Regions from separate parts of the Homo sapiens genome. Here all the other regions are linked to region 2. A link is a contact called in ENCODE Hi-C or POLR2A ChIA-PET data. All regions are on one chromosome and are shown on one strand. The core of a region is the stretch at or near the end of the contact, and the rest is flanking DNA. Distances in the headings are between cores, read along the strand shown. Region 1 holds the start of MARCHF7 (membrane associated ring-CH-type finger 7). Region 2 holds the start of NMI (N-myc and STAT interactor). Region 3 holds the start of GPD2 (glycerol-3-phosphate dehydrogenase 2).

Region 1 (4,240 bases), core at 1,580-4,079, 8.4 Mb before region 2:
CATTCTCCCCAACTTCAGACTTTTTGGCTCATCCTATGATTAGCAAATGCTGTATATTAAGATAAATTTTTTGACTGCAATTGAATTCTGCTTTGGTGAATTCAAGTAATCTTAGTAGGAACTCAAAATCCGATTCTTTTTAAATTGTAATCATTCTAATGTGATCAGTTGATTCACTTATTTAACAGTTAAAAGCTTCATTAGTTAATTTGTTGTTTAAAAGTAAAGTCTAATGCAACGCTGTGCATTTCATTCATTCATGTCCCATTGTTCTTTATTACTGGCACTTAATTATCTGTGGTAACAGAAGGATGTATCAGCAAAGATTATCTAAAAATTATTTTTATTTTGTTAAGGAACACAATAGCTCTCCATTCCGCAGCATAGAGCACTAACTTTATTTTTATTTTTTTAGAGACAGGGTCTCACTCTGTGGTGCAGGCTGGAGTGCAGTGGAGCTCTATCATACCTCACTGCAGTCTCTGCAACTCGTGAGCTCAAAATGATCGTTCTGCCTCAGCAGCCCAAGTAGCTAGTAGTAGCAGTGCGCACCACTACACCCGCACCACCATGCCCGTAGAGATGGGGTCTTTGTGGCCTGGCTGAACTCCCAGCCTTAAGCGATCCTCCCACCTTGGCCTCCCAAAGTGACGGGATTACAGGAGTGAGCCACCACACCCAGACACTAATTTTCTAGTACAGTACAGAAAGTCTTTTATGTCGGGCTCTAACTTACCATTCAATGTATGTTTCAGCTACAGGAACAAATCATGAATTCCTAAAACAAACCATAATATCATGACTTTGCAGTTTCTTTATCAAAGTCCTAGTGAGCCTTCACATCTTAGTTCAGGCAATAAATAAATAAATCCTGTAAAATTTCCAAGATTAAGCACCCCTCCCCTATGCTCCCACAGAACCACTGTACAGTCATATTAAGATAATAATAGTTGTTTATACATTAGTCTGATGACTAAACAGTGAGTTGTGGAGGGCAGATGCCATGTCAAGCTCATTCTTGTAATGTGAAGCTCTCCATAATTTGTAATTTGACTACAACAAATTACAAATTATCTAAAAAAGTTTTAAGATATTTGACAGATTTTGCATTATAAAATTATTTTCCTACAATAAAATGTCAAAATGTAGACGATTCTTGAACATAGAGCAGATAAAAGAGTTGTGTAAGGTGGGTATGGAGCGGACTAAAAATTGGCTACATGAGAGTCATGGATGACTTTTGTGTCCAAGTTCGTTACCTGACACCTTCATGTAGAACATAACCTGGGCATCCTCGTGCTTTATCTGGGAAAATAGCCCTCTTCCAGGTGGCAGAAAAAAGAAATCATTTGTACTTGAATAAGTAGGAATTCTTAATTCAAGACACCTGACCCAGCACTAAACTTGGAAAAAAACCAAGACTAGTATTATGTCCCCTAGTGACTGCTTCACACACCACCTCAGCAAATTTAATCCTCTCTAGAAATTAACTGCCATGTTTCTGAGACAATCTCGTGAACTTAAATAACTATGGCAAAAATCAAGACTCAAACCCAGGTCTTCTGAGTCTGGTGCTACTGCCTCATGCACCAGTCCTGTCTCCCAAAATGCTGTAGAGCTGTTAAATAAAAATATTATACTGACCTCATTTCTCAAACAAACTTTTTGCTACCTCAAGTAAAAGATCTAGTTACACTACATGTGTGCCTTCTTAATAACTGTATACTATTGGATTTTTAAATCGAAAATTCATCTTTAATCCTACATCTTGGTTCTGGACAGAAAGGTGGAGATTTAAAATAACATGTAATCAGAAAAATAGCTAATCAATCCTACAAAATGGGGGAGAAAACCTCGCCAAATTTCAGTTTTCACACATTTAACTAATAGTAACAAACAACATTAGTCGTGACGAATTTATTACCCAGATAGACTTTCCCAATATATTTACTTTGGTACTTGAGAAAAAGTATTAAGTGCAGCATTTTGGGGTGAGGGGGTGGACACACATCTTCAATACGCAGTTTCACCAAAATGAGGGAGTTTCCTACTCCCGGCGCCTTCTATATTTTTACTTCTTAGGCCAACAGGTCCATTTTTAATACAATCACCTACTTCGAGTTGCAGAACCCACAATTCACCACAACACAAAAATAACTCTCAGGGCGTCACGATATTCAAAAACTGACGTTACCAATAAGACAATCTTGGCCGAATCTAAGGGGCTACCGAAGTCACTTCGACTCGAGGCCGGGCTGGCCGAGCCGGAGCCCTGCCCGCCTTTGCCCCGCGCTCACCGGCGAGCTCACGCGCGACACCCGCGGCCCGCAGGGCTCCGAAGACCCCCCGCCCCACGGCCCAAGAGGAGGCCGCCCCGCGCCAAAGGAGGGCTCAGGCTTCTTCCCGTCACCCGCCACACGTCCCTGAGGAAGACACACAATCTGTCCCCTGCACCCGCCACAAACTCCACCACCCGACCAAAGGCCCCTGGCAAGGGAGGCCTGCGCTGTGGCCCCTTGGCCCCGGTGGCCCCGGACCAAGCTTCTCCACCTCATCCTGAGAGGAAGCGGCCTCCGCGTCCCCAGGCCTCTTCGTTTCCTCCCCTCCCCCACTCGCGGCCTGGTCCCGAACTAGCGCCCAAGACGGAGAAGAACTAGCTCCGCAGCTCATTACCCCGGCTCCTGAGCCGGCACCGACCAGTGCGCGTCCCACTCGCAGCAACACGCACCGCCGCCTTTCTCCTTGGAGTTCTAGGCCCGTGACTGAGGAAATGCAGTCGGCAGCGAAGCACAATGGCGCCCGCCCCTCTCCCGGATCCGGCGCAGAACCAGCCACCACCGTTAAGTGCCCCTCCCTGCTCCTCCTCCCCCCACTTCGCGGACTTCCTGGCTTCTCGCGAGAGTGGCGGCGCGGCGGGGACCGAGAGCTGCGGGCGGGCTGGAGGTACCCCACCGCGGGGTGGTGCTCTGACTGCGGGAACCGTTGAAGAGCTGCCCCCGGGGAGTCAGCGAGGCGCCACTGGTAAGCGGCAGCGGCTGGCTGGCCGGCGTGCCGGCAGCTGGGCTGGCGAGTGTGCGGGCGCCGGGCGCTGGAGGCCCGGGCCGGGGCGGTCCCCGCCCGTCTATAGTCTCTGAGCCAGCCCCTTCCCTCCCGGGCGCCGGGTCCCCGCCCACAGGCCCACCTGCAGGGCCCCGTGCTCGAAATAACGCCCAGCTGGTTGGCTTTTTTTTTTTTTTTTTTTCTTTTTCTGGCTCTTGGTAAGTGGCGCAGTGAATGTTGAATTGAATCAAGCACTGCCTTTTCCGACCTACCCCTCCCCGCTTGCTTCCCTGCCCGCCCTGTGTGATCTAACTGCAAGCCCTTTCCCTTAAGAGTTGGAGCCTGTTTGTCCAACCTTGTGATCATTTCCTTGTGGTAAGAATCTTGGTAAATGATGGTGATCATGTCTTTTAAAATCGTGATAGTAACCTTTAATAGCGTAGCCATCGATTTTGCAGTAAACAAATTCACCTATTTAGAAAGAGGGAGGAAAATTGTGAGGTGAATGGTCTGGTGAATATTAGATGAAACTTTCAAAGAACTGTAAATGTGGCAAACTAAGATGTAAATGAGTACTAATAAATAAAAGGGAGTAGGTTAGGGAAAAGCTACATCTAACTATGTGTAAATATTTAGATGATATGTTGATTTGGAATAATGAATCAAAAGTTTTTTAATGGAAAAGATCAGTTATTGAAACTTGGAAGAATACTGAAAGGCACTTGATTTTTTTTAATGACCTATTTTGTTAAGGTATTAAAAGCAATCCTTTGGATCCAAATAATTCCAATAAATGAAACACAGTGTTTCTACGTGTTTGTCATTACATCGGAAGGGAATGGAGTATCAGTCACTATCATCCTTATTTTATTGTCTTGGGGACTAACAGACTGTACATGTTTCACTATGATAAATTCTAAAATACTATAAATTTTAAAGACTTAAAGGTATTTTAAGTTGGCATGTAAGTGCCAATCTAACTTTTAGGATATGAAATGAAAATAAGCATCTGGTATGGGATAAAGTGAACAGAGATTACTTTTGAGGAAATTAATTTGCCCTTTAAAGAAAAATAATTCTTTTCCAGCCTGTTCGAGTGCCCCTGCAGCATTGTGGTTATAGATACACGGATGTATACACCCTGAAGAACCAGACTATATGGCTTCAAATTCCACCCCTGCCTCTTACTACCTTTGTTATC
Region 2 (3,838 bases), core at 1,291-3,790:
GTCCATTGCACATCCCTCTGAGATTTTTCACCCGATCTTTCTTCTCAGTCTACTTTCTCTACCTTAATGAATCAACTCAATTTTCACCTCTTCTGTGAAGGAAACTTCCCTGACCTCCTCAGGTAGAGGGGACTACGCTCTCCTTTGTTTTTTACTACTTCTGGTATCCTACCCCTTCCAACACACATTAGACTGTATGTAATACTGGTGTGTGTGTGTGTGTGTGTCTTTATAGAAAGCCTGGGAGGAGTTCATTGCCATGTAGTCAGGGAGACAAATGTGTAACATAATATTCACCTCACATCTGTGTAGATTTACATGAGATATCCAAGGCACAGAGTGCTGCAGCTCATGTGCAACATATTTATTGAGTGCATGATAACATCAATAAATAACTTTTATATTAGGAGAGGGCGTAATTTACTAGAGCATTCCTCGAAAGGTCCCATCAGAAACTCCCCAAGATTTTAATAACTGTTCCTTGAAAAAAAGAATATATCGCTCAAATTGATTTGATAAGTTCAAGGTTGAATAAAGTTAAAATTTTTAATATGCACAAATTTTTAATTTTTCCCTGCAATACTTCTTGGAACTCTTAATGTGCCAATGTGCATTGTGAATTTCCAAAAGTGGATTCAGAATGCAGCATTTCCTAATTGTATTGGGCCATAAAATTCCATGTTCTCCATGTACCCTAGGACACAGTTTGGAGATATTGTTGAGAGTAGAGTATGATATCATTGTCACCATATATTAACTGCTTGATTTTGGGTCACCTCTTTATGCCTTAGTTTCCTCAACTGCAAAATGGGGATAATACCTTCCTGCCTGCTTCAGACAGGTGAAAAGAAATGGGAATAATACCTATATCTAATATTGTTGTTGGCAAAACAAAAAGGTTTATAAAATGTCCAGGAGTTCTTAGTAGATGTTAGCAATTACAATTATTAATAGTATGTCCAGGAGCCAACTCTTCATCTTCAGATCTCTAACACTTTGCAGAATACCAGATTTGAAGCTGAGTTAAATTCAGACTGTTAGTACATGTCTCAGCTTTAGAATGTAGGTGTCCAAAAAGACTTCCCCTCCACCTGTATCATTTGCCTTTTAAACAGAATCTGAGTCAATATATTAAGTTAGTCCTGTTCTGGCCATGGTCCTGTCCTTTAGTATCTTCTTGTAAAAAATAAAAATAAGAAGAAATGAGGTTCAACTAAATAACCTCGAGAGTTCATATTCCCTCTAAAATTTCAAGGTAAAACTAAAGTAATTCTTTCTCAAGTTGCAGCAGAAGGAGTTTTTGTATTTTCTAACTGGTCTGATAAGCACAAAGAAGTCGTTTTTTTTACTTAGAAATGCCATTTTACAGGAGGCTGAGGTGGTGGGATCACTTGGGCCAGAGCTCAAGATCAGCCTGGGAAACAGTTAGATACCTGCCCCCAGCACCCAAATTAAAAGTACAAAAAATCTGGGTGCGGTCGTGAATTCCTGTAATCCCAGCTACTTGGGAGTGGAGGTGGAAGGACTGCTTGAGCTCAGGAGTTGGAGACTGGGCAACAGAGCAAGACTCATCTCAAAAAAAAAAAAAAAAAAGAGAAATGTCACCACTTTAAACTGGTTCCCATCAACCTTTTTGATACAAAGAAATTTTACTTTTGTTAAACTATTTTAGACCACTGTATCAGTTATTATATGTGACTAGGTAGCATGATAACCTATAATTTATGCCTTGAAATAATTTTGACTCATTTTCTTCCCACATCTGTATTTATGAGCCGGGGCAGCTGTGGGGTGGTTCTTTGTGTGGGATTAAGAGACACTGCAGTTCTTGAAATAAACCAGATGTTTGAATTTTCAAAGGAAAAGTTCACACCTAGTGAAGTATTTATTTACAAGCTCCACAACAAAACAAGAGATTATAAGAAAACTTTCAAGGGACATGGGTCACAGAAACCAACAGGAACACCACAGCTTTCCCAACTTCATGGCCCCGGGGGATGTTACAAAAGACACAGAAACGCCGATCTTGTGCTGACTGTAAACATTTGTCAACTAGTGTTACAATGACTAAGAAATTACAAAAGAGTTACAATCTGATGAAGAGCGATTCCTGCTTTGACTTTATTTGGTTTCTATCCACTTTTCCAACATACCTTATAAAATACATGCAAAAAACTGGTTTTAGAAAGCGTTCCCTAAAATTAGTGTGTACGGAAACTTCAGGTATACTTCTGCTTTCCTCCGCAAAACCACCCCTTTTTAAAAATCGAAAGTGAAATTAGTTTTTTTTTCTGTTAGTGACTAATCATTGGAGACAACCATGTTTAGTATTTGAGCATTGGTTAAATGCTAAAGAAAAATCGCCGTTAAAGCAGTTTTCTTTTTCACTGTCTTTTTCTTTTCGCGGGGAACCCAGCTGTTCCTGCGAGGGCCACCTCCTCAGGAAGACCCCGCAGCTCTCCCGCGGCGCTTCTGCAGGAGGCAGCGACAGTTTCGAGAACCCGGGCCTTCCCCTCCCAGTGCCTCCCGGGGTTCCGGCGTTTCAGGCGCTGCTGTTTTCCGGGAAGGGCAGGCGCGCTGGGCCTTGGGGAGCTGCGCTCGGCGGGCGGACGCGGGTGAGTGGGGAGTCCCTTCCCCGGCTGCCACTCCCGCCGCTGGCAGTCCCGGGCTGGAGAGCCGGGGGTGGAAAGGGAGGTGGGAGCCCTCAGCGCCGACGGAAGTGGGACAGCGCCGGAGTTGAGACCCTGCTCCCCGGGAGCTGCCCGCAGCCGAGTCGCGGAGGCCACGCCGCCTTCGAGGGGGCGCACCTGCTCCTGGGCCCGCTGTGCAGTCTCTGGGCCGTCAGGGCTTCGAGCCTTGTCACTTGTTTGCTTTGCTTCATTGAGGAAATTGAAACATAAAGTTATTTGTGTTTCCTCGCTGTTTTCTCTCTTTTTTTTTTTTTTTTTTTTTTTTGAGACGGAGTCTCGCTCTGTCGCTCAGGCTGGAGTGCAGTGGCGCGATCTCGGCTCACTGCAAGCTCCGCCTCCCGGGTTCACGCCATTCTCCAGCCTCAGCCTCCCGAGTAGAGTAGCTGGGACTACAGGCGCCCGCCACCACGCCTGGCTAATTTTTTTTTTTGTATTTTTAGTAGAGACGGGGTTTCACCGTGTTAACCAGGATGGATACGATCTCCTGACCTCGTGATCCGCACGCCTCGGCCTCCCAAAGTGCTGGGATTACAGGCGTGAGCCACCGCGCCCGGCCCTCGCTGTTTTCTCCGAGTGTCTCTGGAGATAGTCCTTAGGAAAACGGATTTCTTAAGAAAACGATTCTTGGTAGGGGCAGTGTTGTGCAGTCATGGCTGGCGTGTCAGAATAGGCAAGGTTTTTCTTGAAGGAGACATCCGAAGGAGAATACTGTGTTTCCAGTCTGTACAACAGGCAGACGTTCTATTGCCTTTCTTTTTGCTGCCACGCATGCATATAGGAAGATTCGATTCTACACGGCCTGGCACCGCAGTTATATGATTGTATTACGGAAATACGGTGATGTTGATTTGTATCAGTTTTTTTAATTCGCTGCCATAACAAATTACATGGCTTTAGTGGCTTAAACACATAGGAACGCGCGCGCGCGCGCACACACACACACACACACACACTCACATACACAATTTACTATCTTAGGATTCTGTAGCAGTCCTACTGAGGTCTCACTGGGTTAAAATCAAAGTGTTGGCAGGGTTGCCTTCCTTTCTGGAAGCTCTTGGGGTGAATCCTCTTTCCATCTTCCGGAGGCCACCTACCTTATTTGGCTCAGCAGCCCTTCCTCCATCTTCAGGGCCAGCAACATTGCG
Region 3 (4,043 bases), core at 851-3,350, 5.1 Mb before region 2:
AAATGTACGGATAATTCATGCACAACATGCAAGAATTCTTTGCCCAAATTTTCAAGCTAACTACATTCTTTGCCCATATTTTCCTACTTGAGTATAAGAAGGAAAAATATAGGATGGAAGCTAGTCTTTTGAAGTCTACTACTTGCCAGGTACATTGCTAGCAATTTTACACACGTCATAGCATTTATTATCCATATTTTGCCAATGAGACAATTGAGGCTGAGTTTTAAAAGATGACCTAAGGCCAAAGTCTTTGGCTCCCCGCTCCACAACTACCCTCAGCTGGAGTTTGTTCCACAGTTCAGTCGCTCATTGAGAAAACATTTATTGAGGGTGTATTACAAGCTAGTCACCCCTCTAGGCATTGGAGGTCACTCATTGAGAAAACATTTATTGAGGGTGTATTACAAGCTAGTCACCACTCCAGGCATTAGAGTTTTGAAAGTATGCAAGACAGAACAAGCCCTGCTACTCTCATAGAACTTACACGCTAGAGATGAAAGAAAACAACCAAACAGGATAAGTTCAGAGTTATAATAGTTTGCCAACATGAGTTATGCACAATAATCATCAAATCTTTTAAAATATCTACAATGAGATTAAATAGTTACAAAAAAAACTAAAGGGGGTGGTAACACTCACTAACAATTGGTAACACTGTGGCCCTTTTGTCAATTCCTGAACCAAGCCATTGCATCTTTGAATGAATCACAAGGGAGAAAGAAGGAAGCAGAGCTCTAATGCTGTTTAGAATTTCTTTATAAAATAAAGTGACTCTATAAGCTATGAGAATGGACAGTTGCAATGAATCCATTGTTGGTTCTCAAACCCAAAACCCCATATTTACCCATTTATTCATTAAAATATTGCTGTATTATTTCACGAGTTGATTTGTAAAAGTCAAGGGAGTGTTGTAATTTGACATAACGCCCCTGTGAGAAACAGAGGGGGGTTTCAACATCCACATCACAAGGTTCCCCAGACTGCACACGGTCTCCATTGGGCAATGGCATCCAGATGTCATGTGGTAGCCAGCAAGAACTGTAGGACTGGGACTAGAGTGGTCAGTAGCTACGAAGAAGTGCCTGGGCCCAGTGTGACAGCTGCCAGCACCGTCCACACGCCAAAAAGAAACTTCACATCTCTTTAAACTTGGAACACATGCAAAATACTAACAGTTTTGTTTTAGCAATAAAGACTCCCTGTCACTTACTAACTTCCTTCCCTCACCTATTTATACAAGTATAAGTTGACTAGCTGCTATTTCTATAGCTGCCTCCTATGATATTTATAATGTGTTGTGTGTGATTTGGGTTGCCCATGTCACTAACACTTTGCAAGAATTTGTGTTTGTAAATTACTCTGGAACTCTTCTGGGAGTGAATATTCCACTGCACAAGGTGGAAGCCAGACTAGAGACCATCTGCTAAGAGCAGCACTTCATTCACCCAGCTACACCTTCCTGCCAAAGCACTCTTTGCAAATCTATTTTTGCTGGTAGAAGTTACTACATAGGGAGTGGAGGCTGTTTTAAGTTATCAGTGTGCACCTTCCATTTCCTCCTAGGACGGTCACACGCCAGCAGCTGAGTTTCTCAAAGAAGCCTCAGCCCTCCTCCAGACTCGTTCTCACTCTTGCTTCGGAAGGGAGCAACAATCCTTATCAGACTAGCCGCATCTACAAGCTAAAAGTTTGCATGAACTTTCAATGGGGTACCAACCCTCGCCCCAAAAGTCCTGCCACTTTACTATTTTACAAATGCCGCCTCCAAAACATAAACAACGAAACCCTAGAGAAGAGCGAATCCATCTTCTGCTGGTGGGAAGAAATTCTAAATCTTTCCCGTTTCCCGCCACCACCTACCGCCAAGACTGGAGTCCCAGAACACTCGCCCGGGTCAGAAAGGGACCACTCCCCCCCTAGAATACTAGAGGCGGGGGAAGGGGTCTCCCAGGAAGCACACACCTGAGATAGATCCTCACGCGCGAGGGGCCAGCGGGCAGGAGCACCCAGTTCCTCCAGCCAGGGTGGAGTCGGCCTCCCCCCAGAATCAGAGCCTCGGCCCGGGTGCTCCCAGCGAGGCGCGCGGGGCTGTCACTCGAGGCGGGCTGGGCGGGTGTAACTCGAGCGCCGGGCGGGCCGCGCCCCCGCCTTCCCTCTTCCCGACTTCCTCCTCCCGCTCCCGCGCCTGCTCCCTCCCGGAGGCCTGACCAGGGCGGCGAGGCCGCCACCTCCTGCCCGGATACCTCGGGCCCAGGCTCCTCCGGCCCAGCGGGGAAACGCGGAAGTGGGGGCGGGAACCGGGGCCGGGGTTGGCGGGGGTGTGGGAGGGAAAAGCCAACAGCGGGCGGCGAGCGAGGTGGTCTCCGTGGCCCAATGAACGTGACTAGACGGGGACGCGGGTCCTGCCGCCGGGTGGGGTCGCGCAGCGCCACACGCAAGGGCCCTCGCCCCTGGCTGCAGTTCCTGCTTTGTGCCTCGGCGATGCCGGACTCCAGACCTCCGCCCCGCCTTGCCAGCGGGCTGGCGGACTGGAAAGCCTGAGCTAGGCCAGGCTGGGGAAGACGGTGGCGGTGTCCGATTTCCTGTGCCCTCGCCCATGCGGGCCGCCCTGGCCATCTGCCTGCGGGAGAGGAGACACTCGTCCGCCGGCACGCTGGCGGGGCTGGCTTACCTGACGACTTCTCGTTGTCCGCCCTGGGATCTGGCTTCTCCTACTCTGTACCTCCCGGCCGGCAGGCTTCCCTAGGCCTACAGACGTGTCCAGGAGGCGGGCGACCCTGCGACCCCGCCGTCAGAGCCCAGAACCCTCGCCCGGCTCCCCCGGCGGGCTCTGGAGGCGCGCCAGGCCTCCTGGCTCCCCGCCTGAATGTCAGCGCAGGGACCCGCAGGGAAGACCAAGCCCAAGCTCCAGGGGGTGGAATGCTGAGCACAGGTTCCCCAGACCCAGCCTCATACAGGTGGGGGGAGGCGGAGAGCCCCGGCAGCTGAACAGCAGGCTTCCCACTTGCAACCCCCCGCCACCCAAAAAAAAAAAACGACCCTGCCCACTGAGCATGCCCAGCTTACTTGTTGGAACTCCTAGGGCTAGACAAGCCCAAGGGGACCTAAGGAAGGCAAAGTTGGGGCTCAAATGGACCCCACTTCTTTAACAGCTTTGCTCCGAAGACCTCTGGGTGCTGTACTAATAACCTTTCTATCGTGGTATTGGAAAATATCCAGGAGATGGACGGAAATGCCTTTCCAAAAGAAGGAAGAAAATTAGTGTGAACCAAAAAGCAGTGGTATTTTTTTAAATAAAGTATTAAGTCACTCATTTAATGTCCTTAAATACCGCAGAATTCCTGTAGTTGACCCAGAGGAATGCATATATTTATTAAATCCCAAACTCAGTAACTTCAGGGAACCATCCATAGTCCACAGAGGAGCAATGATTCTCACCCTTGGACACATTAAAATTGGGGGGAGGGGGCAGGGAGGGGTGGAATGCCAGATTTCCATCCCCAAGTCCAATGAGTCAGTCTGGACGTGGGATCTGCAAGTCCTTGTATTTTAAAACTGGCTCTAAAAGTGTAGTCACTGGAGCCCGCAGCATCAGCATCACCTGAGAACTTGACAGAAACTGTACTCCAGTGACCTGATTCATAGACTCTGGGGCTGGGGCTGAGCTACCCAGATTTAACAAGCCCTTTGGGTAGTTCTGATGCACATTAAAGTTTGAGAACCACGGTTTAAAAGCTCCCCCAGTTGAATCATGAGCAACCAGAAAAAGGAAATTGTAGTTGAGAAAAGAAAAATAGTTCAGAGCATTTGAGCAATGTGAGGTATGCAAAATTTATCAGGCCCAGAGAGACCTTGAATATGGGACATAAGTTGCACCCCCCACACTCATGCTCAGAGGCGATTGTTTAAAGGCATTTTGTTCATGACTGACTACCCAACCATATCTTCATGTTCCTGGAATTTGTGATACGAAGAACAATCTATAGACAATTAATAGTTTGTTTTTTTATGTAAATTATTGGTAAACAATTTAGAAACTG

The links. Hi-C counts contacts between places; a loop is a spot of excess contacts on that map. ChIA-PET counts read pairs that join two places held with the same protein, here RNA polymerase II (POLR2A). Pooled maps may share reads with other maps.
Region 1: a loop to region 2 is called in a map of CD4-positive, alpha-beta memory T cell, with 22 times the contacts of the local background. The contact joins the promoter of MARCHF7 here to the promoter of NMI in region 2. A Hi-C loop is called at or near these places in 1 of 168 maps with a recorded cell type or tissue (CD4-positive, alpha-beta memory T cell) and 2 of 50 pooled maps. POLR2A ChIA-PET finds 5 or more read pairs at or near these places in 1 of 52 experiments (CD8-positive, alpha-beta memory T cell).
Region 3: a pooled map shows a loop between it and region 2 (28-fold over the local background). The contact joins the promoter of GPD2 here to the promoter of NMI in region 2. A Hi-C loop is called at or near these places in 5 of 50 pooled maps.

The regions. Positions count from the first base shown.
Region 1 is chr2:159,711,095-159,715,334 of GRCh38, reverse strand. It overlaps MARCHF7 (membrane associated ring-CH-type finger 7), which reads right to left and starts at 2,829. Exons shown (of 12, transcript NM_001282805.2): 1 at 2,729-2,829; 2 at 737-778. It also overlaps a transcript of BAZ2B not described here. RefSeq lists silencers at 2,231-2,350, 2,871-3,380 and enhancers at 2,541-2,820, 2,588-3,254.
Region 2 is chr2:151,288,370-151,292,207 of GRCh38, reverse strand. NMI (N-myc and STAT interactor) reads left to right here and starts at 2,540. Exons shown (of 8, transcript NM_004688.3): 1 at 2,540-2,615. RefSeq lists enhancers at 1,952-2,371, 2,432-2,511, 2,902-2,951, 2,972-3,021, 3,822-3,838 and a silencer at 2,572-2,771.
Region 3 is chr2:156,434,436-156,438,478 of GRCh38, reverse strand. It overlaps GPD2 (glycerol-3-phosphate dehydrogenase 2), which reads right to left and starts at 2,100. Exons shown (of 17, transcript NM_000408.5): 1 at 1,966-2,100. RefSeq lists silencers at 1,979-2,388, 2,829-2,998 and an enhancer at 2,539-2,588.